2 separate regions of the Homo sapiens genome follow, and region 1 is linked to region 2. A link is a contact called in ENCODE Hi-C or POLR2A ChIA-PET data. All regions are on one chromosome and are shown on one strand. The core of a region is the stretch at or near the end of the contact, and the rest is flanking DNA. Distances in the headings are between cores, read along the strand shown.

Region 1 (6,820 bases), core at 836-3,335, 46 kb after region 2:
GAACAGGCGGCCATTCATCTTCTGAGCAGAGTCTGGGAGAAGCAGCCTCCACTTCCCAGGGCAGCCAGTACGTGGGGGCCCTTTCGGGGGCTTCCTTTGACCACCACCGCCACCTTCTCCTGTTCTCTTTTGCCTTTCCAGCCTGTGTGCATAAATCGACGCTCCAGTCCCCACCAGCGGGCGACCCTTTCTCCGTGACCCAGAAACCTGGCCTCTGAATCGGCTTTCCCAGGCCGCCGCACACACACGCTCCACTTCCTGCCCGCCAGCAGGCCCCAGCGCCTGGGGTCCGGGCCCAGTCACAGTCACCCTGCCTCGGGAAGCTCGCAACTGCCCAGGAGGCCTCCTGACCCGCCCGGCCTCACCCAGGCCCCACTACTCATTCCAGGACACAGGGTCAATCCAGCCTGTGGATTGGCGACCACCGGGACATCTCACTGAAACCCTGTAGCCTGGCCTAGGCCCGCCTGCCCAAACCGGGGATTCTCACTGGGCCACCCTTCTCCCATAGATAATACTGGAATATTTTCCAAGTGCCTTCACCAAAAGGCCAAGCCTGGAGCGGAGGCACCCAGTGTCCCTTTCACCAACGATAGGACGCTCAGCATCTCAGGTATCAGCTGAACGCGTCTGCATAGACTCGGAGTGCTGAGCCTTCCTCCCTCTAGGGACCCCCGGTACTAAATACACCCGTGAGCAGGTGGGCCAGAAGTCAGCCGGCTCCCGGAGTACACAGCACCGGCTCAGCTTCGGGGAGATGAGGTGCTCCCGCTGGCCTGGAGCGCTCCGAAGAGCGGAGGACCAGGGCCGGAGCAGGCCGCAGGGGAGGCAGGGGATGGTCAGCCCCTAACGCGAAGCGCAGGCGGGTCGCCTATTTTGACGGGGTTACCGTTGGCCGTCGGAACCATGGAAGGCCTCCGGGGAGACAGGCCGGGCCCTGACCCTTCTTCGGCCAGCCTAGCCCTGGTGCTTCAGGAGTTACCCTGGGGGCCACCAGTTCCCCGCACCAAGAGCTCGTCCGGAGGGAGCTCCTTCCAGCCCAGAGAAGTTAACTCCAGCCAAAGGCGAAGCCGGGAGCCCGGGGCACCAGGCAAGGGCCTTTCTTTCTGAGACCTGGGGCCAGAGACCTTGGGGGCGCCTGTGCCCGCCCACCGCTCGGGACACCCGGCTGGGGTGTGGGTTTGAGAGGCCTCACGGTCGCTGACGCCGCACTGGCGAACCTCGAGGTTGGCAGGTCATTTCCTCACAGCCCCGAGGCCCCCTCGGAGCCAGTGGTAGGAGAAGGAGCCACAGGGACAAGCGGTGAATCTCTGGATTCCCAACCGCCCTCCATGGGGGCCCGCGGCCCTCTCCCTCCTCTCTCCCGCTGCGCCCCCGCCGCTTGCTCCCTGGGTACGGCCTGAGGCTGGACGGAGCGCCGTCCGGGCGTCCAGGACTCAGGCCTGGCCACTCCGAGCCCCCCACCCCCCGCCCCGCGCCGGCCCGCGCACCCTGCTTCCCGCAACTTGCAGCAAACGCAGCGGCCTCTGGAGAGCCTAGCGACGGGTAGCAAACTTTGTCCCCTTAAGCGCAAGAGCAATCCTCGCAAAGTTTGTGCGGCGGAGCCCACTCCCTACCTGAGCTGGGGAAGCTCCCGCCCGCGCCGTGTGGCTGCCGGGGCCGCGGGGAGCAGCTCGCAGCCCGGGACGCACCGGGGAGTCGCCGCAGCCGCCGCCGCCCGCTCCCCTCGGCGGCCGCGCGGAGCCTCCGCCTCCTCGGAAGGGGGGAGGGGTCTCGGAACCCCGGGGCGGGGGCGGGAGCGGGGGACCTCACCTACCTGCGGTGGCGCTGGGCCGCTCCCGGCAGCCCGCGAGGGCTCCGCGCGGAAGCTCGGCGCGCGCGCTCCAGCGGGGAGCCGGCGACAACTAATGGAGACATTTCCAGGCGGAGCACCTGGCGAGCGGAGCGCGCCGGCGTCCCCAGGCGCCGCGGTCGTCAGCCGAGCCCGCACCGGCGTGACGTGGGCGAGCGAGCGCGCTGCTCCCACCCGGCCGCCCATTAACGCTTTCTCCCGCGGGCGCCGCGCTCTTGCCAACTTTCCCCTCCGTCCGGTCTGCGCGCGGCGCGCCGGGTGCAGGAGCTGGGGTGAGGGCGCCCCGGGTGCCAGCAGGGGCGCTGGGAGCTGTTTGGGCGGGGACGTAGGGCTCCGGGAGGTCACACAGCCCTAACAGGACAGTGGGAAGGCGCGCGAGCCAGATTTGGCCAAACGCTAAGCTCGCTGCGGCCTCGGGCCCTCGGCCCACGGGGCCCCTCTCCCCGTTTGGGCTGCCCCACCCAGGGACGCTTGGGCCGGGCGCGAAGAGCCCGGAAATAGCCACCCTTGTCGTCGGCCCGGTTTCCCTCCGAGGTCTTAGTATTTCCCCCCTCCCCCACCCCCCAAGGCCTGTGGAGGGCGAGGCTGCTGCTCCAGCCAACCCTCGGAATTGGCTGCAGGGCGCTCAGGTCCTGCCTTTCTTCCCCTGCCCCTCTCCCAAGCCCCTCCGTGCTAAGCGGCCCAGTTCTGGGTTCTCTCCTGGTGCCCACGCTAGTCCCTAGCCGGCTCACTCTCAAAACAGCAGGCTGTGGCAGGGGCAAAGCCTAGGTCCGGGCACCAGGACCCGGGCAAGTGGGCGCGAATGGACCACGGTGATAAGCCGCCCGAGGACCAATGAGTCTGTGACCTGCCCGGGCTAAGGGGGGCATGCCCTGGTGGGGAGCCTGGTCCCAGCCGCCAGGGTTAGGGGAGGGCATGGGGGCTGGACCTCTGGCCTGGGGTCAGACTAGGGCTGGAGGGTCTTCCGCTTCTGCAGCCTGAGGCCAGGACCCAGTCAGGGAAGGTGCGCCTGCGTGCAGCTTGCCCTGCCCCTCCCTCAGGGAGCTGGGGGGCCCCTACCCTGCCCCCGCCACCTCGCCCCCGCAGCCGGGCACAGGTCTGTTTGTCATCCACAGAGCCGCTGCTCTGCAGAGGTCAAGACAGGCCCCGAAGGGAAGCTGGAGCAGCAGGTGACCGGCTGCCCAGGTCAGAGCCAGAAGGGACTGGAGGATGATGCAGCCCCAGGGCTCCTGGGGGATGAAGGAACTAGGGCCCTGAGAGGGCCACTCTCCCAGGCACTGGCCTGGCTGGGGCTGCAGACGCGCCCCCTGGTTCCCATGCTGCCCCCATTAGTGGCGATGTGCGGGGCAGGGCAGCCTCACTCCTACCTGGAGGATGTCCTTTTGGGCAGTGCCATGGGGTATTTGGGGCAATCCTCACATATATTTGCTTCCTTCCTTTATTCTACCCTCCTCCTCCATCATTTTTACTTCAAAGAACCATGAACTTGTTTCTTGTCATCTGTGGTCATGCAATGACATTTGAGATTTGTTGACTTGGACAATCTCTGAAAAAGTTATTTGCATCGTTTTCTTCAGCTCTCTCTGTAGCTGCGGGAAAGGGAACAGGCCTCTGCTTGCCTCCCCATTGCACAGGGAACCATCCTTGTCTGCAAGCCTTGCTCATCCTTCTTTTCCTCCACCCGTGGGGCTTCCACGGGGAAAGAAGAGGGCCCAGAGTGTCCAGCCCAGGTGCTGGATCGAGAGCTCCAGGGGCTCCCCCGGGAAGGACGAGGCTTTGGTCTCTGGCCTGCTCTGGCAGCAGGGAGGTGGAGTGGGCCGTGAGGCATGGTGCGGACCGTGCGTGTGAGTCACCAGTGCAGCCCATGGGCGGACTCTGGGGCACAGGGAAGGGGGCTCTGGTTCTAGGTTTCTACCCTCCAGCTTGCTTCAAAGCGTGGGGGACAGATGGGCGGGAGCGAGCGGGTGTGCCCTCCGTGTCAGATGGAATCGTCCTCCTTGGGAGGTGGGGAGAGCGTCTTCAATTCCAGCCAGAAGGAAGTTGAGGCCCAGCAGGCTCCACCCCGGAAGGGAGAGGAGGCCCCTCCGTGCCGCACTGTTGATCTTGGCAGGCCCTTCGGGACCAACAGGGACAGTGCGTCAGGACTGCCTGCAAGCTCATGTGGACTTAGGTTCTTGTTAAGGCTCAGTGTAAGCAAAGCGTATGTGCCTTTCCAACCTGACTTCACGCAATGAACTCCTTTCATAGGCACTGCGGCCTCTTCAACAGCAGCAACAGTGGCTAAGAGGCCCTGAAGCCCACAGATGAGGAGCTCAGGGTCACCACCCCCCAGAAAGGGCTCACTGCTAGGATCTTCGTAGCTCAGAGACTGTCAGGCATCCTCTGAAACAACCCCGCCTCCCATCCCTAGCGAGGCTCCGTGTGTGACTTTGTCCCCTTCCCTGGAGGGCAGGGCCAGCTGTGTCCTCCCCCACCTTGGTGCTCCATCCTCAGCACAGGTCCTCTGCACACTGCCAGGCCTGACCTTACCCTGATTTCATGACTCAAGCGACCATGGGCATCTGCAGCTGCCCTCTGCCCCTCAGCCCTTGACCTTGAGGGCAGGGGAGCTGCCCCCACCCTCCTGCTGAGTTTCCAGGCGCTCTGAGGAAAGGATGGAAATTCCCAGGTCTTGGCCAGGAGGCCTGGCAGGGAACATCTGTCTGGGGCCTCCAAGCGAGCAATCAATCCAGAAAGTCTGTCTGCAGCCTGGGCCACCCCTGCAGGGGAGTGTCCTCCAGGGCCGGCTGTGCCTGGCCTCTGCTCCGTATCCTGCTCCCCCCATGGATCCTCTTTCAATCCCTCTTTTGTTCTTCCTGCTGGCAGGGCCCCCAGAGTGCAATCTGAAATAGAAGTCTTTGTGCCCCCAGGGCTTGGCCACGCTGCCGCCTCCTCCTCCTCACCTGGATGCTGCTGTAGCATGCACAGGCATCTGGGGTGGAGAACGCCATCCAGGATTGTCCTGAGGCGTGGTCCTAACATAGCTCCCGGTGCCTGTTGTCACCCAGAGCCCCACAGCCTCATCTTCTCCACCCTTTCCAGAGACCCAGGAGGGGAAGGAGGCCCTTCCCCAGGCCAAGGGGGAGGCCTGGGAAACCTGTCTGAAGTGAGGATGGTCTCCAAAGCATCCTGGGCACTAGTTCACAGAGATGCTCTTGTCCTTGGAAGGCTGGTCCTGACAGCAGAAGGGCAGTGTTTGCAGGATGTAGCTCCCTAGGGGTGTGGCGTGGACAACAGTGTCTTTCATCTCTGGAAGCTCCCTGAGCTCCTGGCTGCTTCAGGGGGTCCCCAGCCTTGGGGCCCAGCCAGTGCTGCAGGGGCAGCCTGCCTTGTACAGCACAAGGGCAGACACAGTGAGTTTCTTTCCCAAGCAGAGTGGCATCTGGGTGGAGACGGCGCTGTGTGGCCAAGGATCAGTGGTGCGCATGGCTGCTGCAGAGTGACCACCAGTGGCTAGCCAGGGGTGGGAGCTTGAGCCCCTTTCACTCTCCTTCTCCTGCTGTCCTGTCCTTGTGAGGCTGGAATGAGGCCAAGGGAGCAAAAGTTGAGAAGTTATTTATTTCTCCTCTTTTCGGGATGAAGAAACGGTGTCCATAATACTGAAATGCATCAGCAATTTTAAGAAGGCCTCATTATTAAAAGCGAAAGGCTATTAGTTCCAGCAGTGTCTGCAGTCTGTATATTTAAATTTGAAATGTTTACCTGGCACAACCTCAAATCACGAGAACCCCAGCTAGAAGAGACATCCACATGAGATTAAGTTATTTTAAATTGTAGAAAAAGGCAGCAGTATGTACGACTGCCAAGTGACTTGAATATTGTTTTGAATTATTTGATGTAGCATTAAGAAAACCTTCAGTAGGTAGAGAAGAAATGTATAAGTGTATCTTAAATGCAATTACTCTTTGCATATTGCTATATGTCGTAGGAACCTCAAAAATACCGAACTATAGATGTAGGAGAGGCCCTGAAACCTGGGAGCTAATGGGGTCTCCTGCCTGGAATTTGCAGGGAGGTTACATTCCTGAAATGAGAATGTATGAGAAACAGCAGAAATGAGAAACAGCATCGCTGCTTCCTGAGGGCTGTTACTGACATGAACGATTCTCTAGTACTTGGATGCAAAATGTACTTTAATAAATAGAAGGTGACAAGACACCATGTAGCATCTTCATGGGTCAGTACGTAAATAGGAGAGAAGAAGAGGCAGAGCCCTCCTAAGGGTGACCTCCGTCAGCCCCAGGAACTTGGGCCTGGGTGCCGCCCTCAGGCTGAGTTCTCTGATACTAGTCCTGTCCTGCCACAGCACGGCATTGTGACTTCTTCCCTATACTCCCCAGCAGGGCTTTGGGGAGGTCCGTGATACTCACCTCCACTTCTGTGATGCCCAGAAAGAGACAGGAAGTGAGGGAACACGAGTGCACGTCGAGGCACCACGTTTTGTCGTTTGCGTTGAGGAGCTGGCCTCTGTCTGCACCTGGCTGCCCTTTGAGCCTGGGCGTGCTCCCTTTAAGGGCTCATCCAGGAACATGTGCCAGCGACCCAAAGACGGTCCTAAAAATTAAAGCGCACTCCCTGGTCTCACAGACACCTGGGGAGCATTCCTTATCCTAAGTTAAACCTCAGTGCTGGCGGTGGCAGCGCGCCTGCAGTGACCAGTATAATGCACCAGTCATTTAATTACCGTGGCAGTAAATCTCGCACGAATATCCTCCAGGAGTTAGCTGATTTTTATATAAAAAAATTTCAGAGTATTTCTTGAAATTCAATTAATTGAAGGCCCCAGATAAAAGGAACACATTGTTAATGGCTATAAAATAACCCTGAGGGAGGAGACGGAGCGCAGAGCCTGACTTCAAAGTGTGGTAGAAATACTTACTGTCTTACTTTAAAAGTATTCAGATCAATGAATCAGTTAAAATTACTTAT
Region 2 (7,571 bases), core at 480-2,979:
GGGAGATCTTAGCTCACCTGAGGGGTTTGGATCAGAAAAATTCTGTGGCTTATAAAGTCGTTTGTTATTTTGCTGTGATTTTATACACAATGGAAGGGTGAGGAAAAGGTCAGCAATAACTCTGCGACTGCATTTTAGCTTGGAAAAAATGTAATATTGATCGATAGGAAAATGGAAAAAGTGCAACTATTAGCACCTTACTTGATCTTCTCCGACCTTTACCCGTCCGCGCTGGTTTTATTCTTAAATGTTATGCCTCCTGTTCAAAGGTTTGTCCTGCTTAGTCTTTTATTTAATTAATCCATGATCTTCCTCACTCTCTCTAATGTTGGGACAAGACCGGCTCCTGATTTCCCTGCTGTGCTCCCGAGTCTGGGTCACACACAACTTGGAGCCGTGAAAGAGCTGCCGTCCGCGGGCATTAACCCTCCATCTTCCTGCACATCACTGGAGGGAACCGCCGCGCAGCCCAGACAGCCACGCAGGTGGCGACTTCTTGAGCCCTTCCCCCTGCGGTGTCCCACGTGAAGCCCCGGGGAGCTGGAGCCGCCTCCTCTGTGGGGAAGATGGCTCCTCACCACCTGGCAGGGGGCTGACACCACAGACCCAGGCCCTGGTGCCAACTCCTGCTGCTCAGGGACTGAACATGGCCCAGATGGTCCTGGGTGAGGCATGGCACGAGGGGGTGCCCCACGTCTAGCAGGCACTGCTGCTCCGTGGCAGAGTCCTGGCCCTGTGTGCACCCCAGCCCTGCTGAGGCCTTCAGGAGGGGGGCAGAGATGACAGCCCCAAGACCTGAAGGTGGACTGAGCTGAGGGCGTCGGGCTCGCCAGGCCTTGGGACGAGTGTGTCGGCACCTGCTCTGGGTGGATAGTGTCCCCAGAATTTACATCCACCTGGGGCCTGTAATGTGGCCTCACTTGGCAACATGGCTGTTTCCCATGTAATCAAGGTAAGATGAGGCCCTACCGACTGGGACTGGTGGGGCCTTAAATCCAATAAGACCAGTGTCCTCACACGAGGGGAGTGTGGACACAGAGACATCCAGGAAGAAGACACTCACAAAAAGATGGGCAGAGATAGGCCAGCATGGCGACAGCAAGGCAACCCGAGGCCTGCCGGAGCTGGGAGGAGTGAGGCCAGCCGGACACACAGGCACGTGGGAAGCTGGCAGGCAAACTGGCCCCACTGTGGGGAGACATCGCCCCAAGGCATCTGAGATCCCCATTTCCAGGAAAGCCACCTGCACCTGCTTCCTCATTCGGTGCCACGTGAATTAGTGATGTGACTTTGTGTGGACGGGGACTGGGAGGCAAGGACGCAGGGAGAGGCAAGGACACGGGGCCTGGCGACCCCTGAGTTGAGGATTCCGCAGGCCCTGGGCCGACTCCCACTGAGGACTGAGGACCTGAGGCTCACGCTTCATCCCCAGCGCCGGCTCCCTGAGGAGGCCCCTCTGCACTCTGTCCCTCCTCAGGGGACAGGAGGGGGAGGGTGCAGATAAGGCACCGGGCCCCGGGTTATCTGGCTTGACCTTTGGAGAAGCCGAGAGGGGAGTGTTGTCACCCAGAGGAGATAGAGGGTCGCCTGGTGGGAGCAGCTTCCAGCCTTCCTGAGTGGTCAGGGGCAGGGCCCTGCGAAGACAGCCTGGACTGGGGCACTGGCCTGGCCTGTCAGCGCCATCCCTGCGCGGCTCCCAGACACCCAGCTGTGCCGGCCTGGGGCATGCATGAGCGCTCACGTGCCTTTGCTTCTGAAAGGAACTTGCAGGCTGGGCAGCCGCTGCTCCAGGGCCTGGACGGTCTCCACGTATGCAGAGGCACAGCCGAGCCACACACCCACCATGCAAGACAGGGCCTGGAGACCCGGAGAGGGGAGCCTCTTGCCACTGGGGAGTAAGGAGAAGACCAGCTGTTTTATTTAGACATGCAGTTTAAAATAATGATGGACACAAGAAATCACGTTGCCGGGCAATCGGCAGAATCAGATTGGCAGAATCAGCTTCTCATTGGGTTTAGTTAAATCTGGGTTATCTCATTTTCCAGGTAACACCAAGAATATGAGAAAGGCGGATGTGGCTTCTTCTTTAACCAAAAAAAAAAAGGGGGGGAAACTTTTTTTCTTCATTCGTTTTTTCATTCATGAATTTTTTCTTCATTCATTTGTGAACAAACATCACCTGCATATAAAAAAACTAAGAGAATCTCCACTTGCTCATCCCAAACGCAGACCCACGGAGCCCCAGGAACAGTATTGCTGTTTCATTTGATGGGAAGAATCAGAAAGCTGAAATTTTCCCAGATAATCATTGCTTTGTAATTCCCTGTGATTGATTTAATAGCAGAGTGGACAGTTCAATACAATTGCACCACATTAAGGATGACTTTCTGAAGGCGCAGCAGCGCGAGTCCCCACGTATTAATGTTTACATGAAAAGCACTCAGGGAGCTACAGGGTGGGTGGGAAAGACTTTGCCTCATCTGAATTTCAGGCAGTTTGGAAGCACACTAAAATGCACTCTATTTTATTAAGCAACCCACACTTGAGGGGCATAATTCATCCTTGAATTTCACTCCACAATACGAGTGACTTAATGTTACTGATTAGAATTACAACAGGGTTTTATATCACCATAAATGCACTTTGACAATATTTGTATAAGGCACATTTTATTGCTCATATCTACACGTGTTGCCAAAGTGAAATAATTTTTCGGGGTAGAAAATGCAAGCCACCACGCCCGGCCCGTGATTTATAATCTTTTAATGAGAAGTTTTCTAGCTTCTAAATTCCATTCTAGTTTAAACACTTACCAAAATAACAGAAAACATGATGCCCTGATAGGCAACAAGGGGGAAAAGGTGTTTCTCACCAATACAAACCTGTGCATCACCTTCAGAAATCTCCACTCAGGAAAAGGCGGCAATTCCAGTGAATCAAGAAACGTGTTTGCTATTTGCACGTCAAAGAGCAGCTGAGTCAGCCCCTGTAATAATACGAAAATCACTGTGCAAATACTTCACGGCCATAGGAAGAGCAAGATATTTTAAAACTAAAAACCCTCCTGTCTGTTGCGGTGTGTGCTGGGGGTGAGTGGGTCGTGAACTCAGGACCCTCCTGTCTGTTGCGGTGTGTGCTGGGGGTGAGTGGGTCGTGAACTCAGGACCCTCCTGTCTGTTGCGGTGTGTGTTGGGGGTGGGTGGGTCGTGAACTGAACTCAGGACCCTCCTGTCTGTTGCGGTGTGTGCTGGGGGTTAGTGGGTCGTGAACTGAACTCAGGACCCTCCTGTCTGTTGCGGTGTGTGTTGGGGGTGGGTGGGTCGTGAACTCAGGACCCTCCTGTCTGTTGCGGTGTGTGCTGGGGGTGGGTGGGTCGTGAACTCAGGACCCTCCTGTCTGTTGCGGTGTGTGCTGGGGGTGAGTGGGTCGTGAACTCAGGACCCTCCTGTCTGTTGCGGTGTGTGCTGGGGGTGAGTGGGTCGTGAACTCAGGACCCTCCTGTCTGTTGCGGTGTGTGCTGGGGGTGAGTGGGTCGTGAACTCAGGACCCTCGTGTCTGTTGTGATATGTGCTGGGGGTGGGTGGGTCGTAAACAAGTGGGAAAAACAGGAACAAGAACCCCAGAAAACCAAGTGCAACCTCTGTGGCTGCAGACAGAGGGGAGGCCAGAAATGCAGTAAAGCATGGATTTCAACTGGAAATGCTTTATGATTATTATTTTCTCTGCAGGCTTCACCTGATAACTCTATACCATGTGCTCCTAAAATGGTGATTTGTTTTTTCCCCTTTTCCCTTGAGAATCTTTGCTTTTAAAGTTATGCCTCAATTAGAAAAGCAGGACTTCGGCACGTTGGTGGGAAATGCCTCGTCTCCTGGGAGCTCTCTGGTTCCTCAGTGCCACCCTCCAGAGATCCTGCCGGTCACCATCTCGCGTTCTCCCCGTATAAGCATCACTTAGACACACAACACCTATTTTGTGTAAAGTAAAATATGCTGGGTTTTTTTTGTTTTGTTTTGTTTTGAGACACAGTCTCGCTCTATCACCCAGGCTAGAGTGCAGTGGCGCGATCTCAGCTCACTGCAACCTCCGCCTCCCAGGTTTAAGCAATTCTCCTGCCTCAGCCTCCCAAATAGCTGGGATTACAGGCGCCTGCCACCATGCCTGGCTAATTTTTGCATTTTTAGTAGAGACAGGGTTTCATCACATTGTCCAGGCTGGTCTCACACTCAGGTGATTCACCCGCCTTGGCCTCCGAAAGTGCTGGGATTACAGGCATGAGCCACCGTGCCCAGCCCAGCCAAAATATACTGATATTTTGAAGATCACATATGAAGGTGAAATAAAAGCAGGAAACACAGTTGATGAATTCTGTTTGGCAGCTATAAGTGCTGACACACAAATGTTTAGCGCCTGCTCCCGAATCCCACACGAATCATAGATCAGAACCCTGGATGGTTCTGGAAACAATGACCTACACACCTTCATCCCTTCAAGCTACCCATGGAGACCCTTCAATCTCCAGGTGTGTGCCCAGTTCTAACCATGTTCTGGAAACATGGAAAATGAACGACAGGGAATTCCCTGGCTCTGCATACTCCCATGTCCCAGGTGCTGTTTGCTGGAAGCCAGTGTTTCTTGAAAAGACTAAGACACGGGAACAGATTTCTCCACAAAACAGTAGCATCGCTCTAGTGCATTAATAATCATCCCATGGTAACTTAACCCACACTTTCCACTTTCTATAAGTAGGTGTGTCTGTATGTGTATACACCTGCGTCTATATGTCTATATCTACACCTGTACCTACGTCTACACGGACGCCTACACCTGTACCTACACCTATACCTACAGCTATGTCTGTATGTCTATATCTGCACCTGTACCTACTTCTCCACCGACACCTATACATACACTTGTACCTACACCTGTATGTATATCTACACCTACACCTACATCTATATCTATATGTCTATATATATACCTACCTCTACACCTACACATATACCTACACCTGCATCTATATCTATGCCTGTATCTGTACCTACATGTATACCTATACCTACATCTATACCTACGCACATAGCTCCACCTGTATCTACACCTATATCTACACCTTCACCTACATCTACATCTATACCTATAGCTATGCCTTTGTCTATATCTATACCTACACCTATACAGACACCTACATCTACATCTACACCTACACCTATGTCACCTATGCCGACACCTCACCTACACCTGCACCTACACCTGCACCTAAACTAACACCTGCATCTATACCTACAGCTATACCTGTATTAATATATCCACACCTACCCCTACACCTCTCTCTCTTTTTCTATCTCTGTCTCTGTCTCTACCTCTTTCATCTCTATTTATCTCTATCTCTATTTCTGTCTCTCTCTCTATCATCCTTATCTCTATCGCTGTCTTATATCTGTCTCTATCGCTATCTCTATATCTATCTCCATCTCTAGATCTGTCTCCATCCCTATCTCTATCTCTATCTCTGTCTCTATCTCTATCTTTAACCTCTCTCTATCTCTATATCTGTTTCCATCTCTATCTCTATCTCGGTCTCTCTCTCTATCATCCTTATCTCTATATCTGTCTCTATCTCTATCTCTAACCTCTCTCTATCTCTATATCTGTCTCCATCTCTATCTGTCTCCATCCCTATCTCTATCTGTCTCTATCCCTATATCTCTCTCTATCTCTATATGTGTCTCCATCTCTGTCTCTATCTCTATCATCTTTATCTCTATTTCTGTCTTTATATCTGTCTCTGTCTCTATCTCTATATCTCTCTCTATCTCTATATGTGTCTCCATCTCTGTCTCTATCTCTATCATCTTTATCTCTGTTTCTGTCTCTATCTCTCTATCTCTCTCTGTCTCTATATGTGTCTCCATCTCTGTCTCTATCTCTATCATCTTTATCTCTATTTCTGTCTTTATATCTGTCTCTGTCTCTATCTCTATATCTCTCTCTATCTCTATATGTGTCTCCATCTCTATCTCTGTCTCTATCATCTTTGTCTCTATTTCTGTCTTTATATCTGTCTCTGTCTCTATCTCTATATGTGTCTCCGTCTCCATCTCTGTCTCTATCTCTATCATCTTTCTCTATTTCTGTCTTTATATCTGTCTCTGTCTCTATCTCTATATGTGTCTCCATGTCTATCTCTATCTCTGTCTCTATCATCTTTATCTCTATTTCTGTCTTTATCTCTGTCTCAATCTCTATCTCTAACCTCTCTCTATCTCTATATCTGTCTCCATCTCTGTCTCTATCTCTATTATCTTCATCTCTGTTTCTATCTCAGGCTCTATCTCTAGCTCTATGTATCTCTATTGCCTTTTTTCCAACCTAGCTTCTTGCACTCATTCCCACTCTAGGACACAGCCTTAAGGCGACTTATTAAACTGAAGGAACCACTTCAATCAAAGCTCCAAGTGGCTTTAAGAGTGAAGACCTTGACCTGGGTCTGTGAGGATGGGACCTCGGTGCCTGTGGGGCTCTCGTTTTGTCGTGTCTGGGGGTGTCTAGTTCTCGGGCTGTTTTCTGCTGCAGAGTATGGAAGGCTGAGTGATAGATGCAGGTGTGATGTTTTAGGTTAGAGATCAAAGTCTTACACATCAGGAATCGCTGTCCCTTGAGACGCCATTTGTGGAAACACATAAAGTCTTCAGGCCTACATGGAGTCAACCCCCTCCAGTGTTCCCAGAGTTTTCCTGCTCTCTTGGCCAGTGCTTTGTGTCCTCACATTGGGTCCCTGGGGTGTGAGGTTTCACAAAGAGGGGGCTGGGGACCAGGGGCTGCTCATGGACTCCCCCAGAAATTACAGGCCCTCCCAGGGGTGGGGAGGGCGGTGGGTGGCTCGCCTTTCAGGGACTTGTGTAGTTCTCAGAGGGGCAGGCTTTGTGCCAGCAGGCTACCTTCATGTTGGGGGCCTGGAGGTGTCACAGTGCAAGCCGCCCACCTGAGGTATCCACCACACCTTCCTGCCACAGTGCGTGTGTGCATGCATGCCCCCACACAGGCACAGGCACATGCATATATGTGTGCACGCACATGTGTGCACATGCGTGCATAGGCTCACACACGCATGCGAGCAAGCACACATCAGCACACACGTGCACAGGGACACAGGCACATGCATAGTGAAGAGCCTGACCAACGGCTGCACCACAGCCTGAGGGACCCCGAGCAGAGGGCCCAGCTTGGCTGCGCCCAGTTTCCGGCCCACGAGGACCAAGGGAGGAAACTTGTGTTTCCAGCAGCTATGTTTGCTGCGTTCTCTTCTGCAGCAACAGGTAACAAATATGATGCTGAATGGAGGAATTGAAGGGTATCTGTAGTCCAGTGGCCTCATTTTGAGGGTAGGAGACAGATGTTCAGAGAGAGAAGTGATTTTTCTGGGCACCTGGGGCCAGGTTGTGGCAGAGTCTGAATTTAAGCCTGTCCTCGCCTGCCCCGCACTCCCTGTGAGGCGATTTGCGTGCTCTGAGAAGATGACATTGTGAGCCCCTGCCTCCCTGCACAGCAGAGGAGGGCAGCCCCACGCA

The links. A loop is a pair of places that touch in the nucleus more often than their neighbours do. ChIA-PET counts read pairs that join two places held with the same protein, here RNA polymerase II (POLR2A). Pooled maps may share reads with other maps.
Region 1: a map of Right ventricle myocardium inferior shows a loop between it and region 2 (2.0-fold over the local background). The contact joins the promoter of CTD-2194D22.4 here to the enhancer-like site in region 2. A Hi-C loop is called at or near these places in 1 of 168 maps with a recorded cell type or tissue (Right ventricle myocardium inferior) and 3 of 50 pooled maps. POLR2A ChIA-PET finds 5 or more read pairs at or near these places in 1 of 52 experiments (WTC11).

The regions. Positions count from the first base shown.
Region 1 is chr5:1,885,246-1,892,065 of GRCh38, forward strand. CTD-2194D22.4 (a long non-coding RNA gene) reads left to right here and starts at 2,086. Exons shown (of 4, transcript NR_109912.1): 1 at 2,086-2,124; 2 at 2,968-3,037. It also overlaps a transcript of IRX4 not described here. RefSeq lists enhancers at 1-479, 4,060-4,860.
Region 2 is chr5:1,839,700-1,847,270 of GRCh38, forward strand. No RefSeq gene overlaps it. Among named protein-coding and RNA genes, the nearest start is that of LINC02116, 13 kb to the right of the region's middle. RefSeq lists enhancers at 1-2,979, 1,088-2,075. Within about 2 kb of position 1,730, at least 3 of the 41 ENCODE cell types and tissues checked have a DNase peak (open chromatin) inside an H3K27ac peak, as active enhancers do.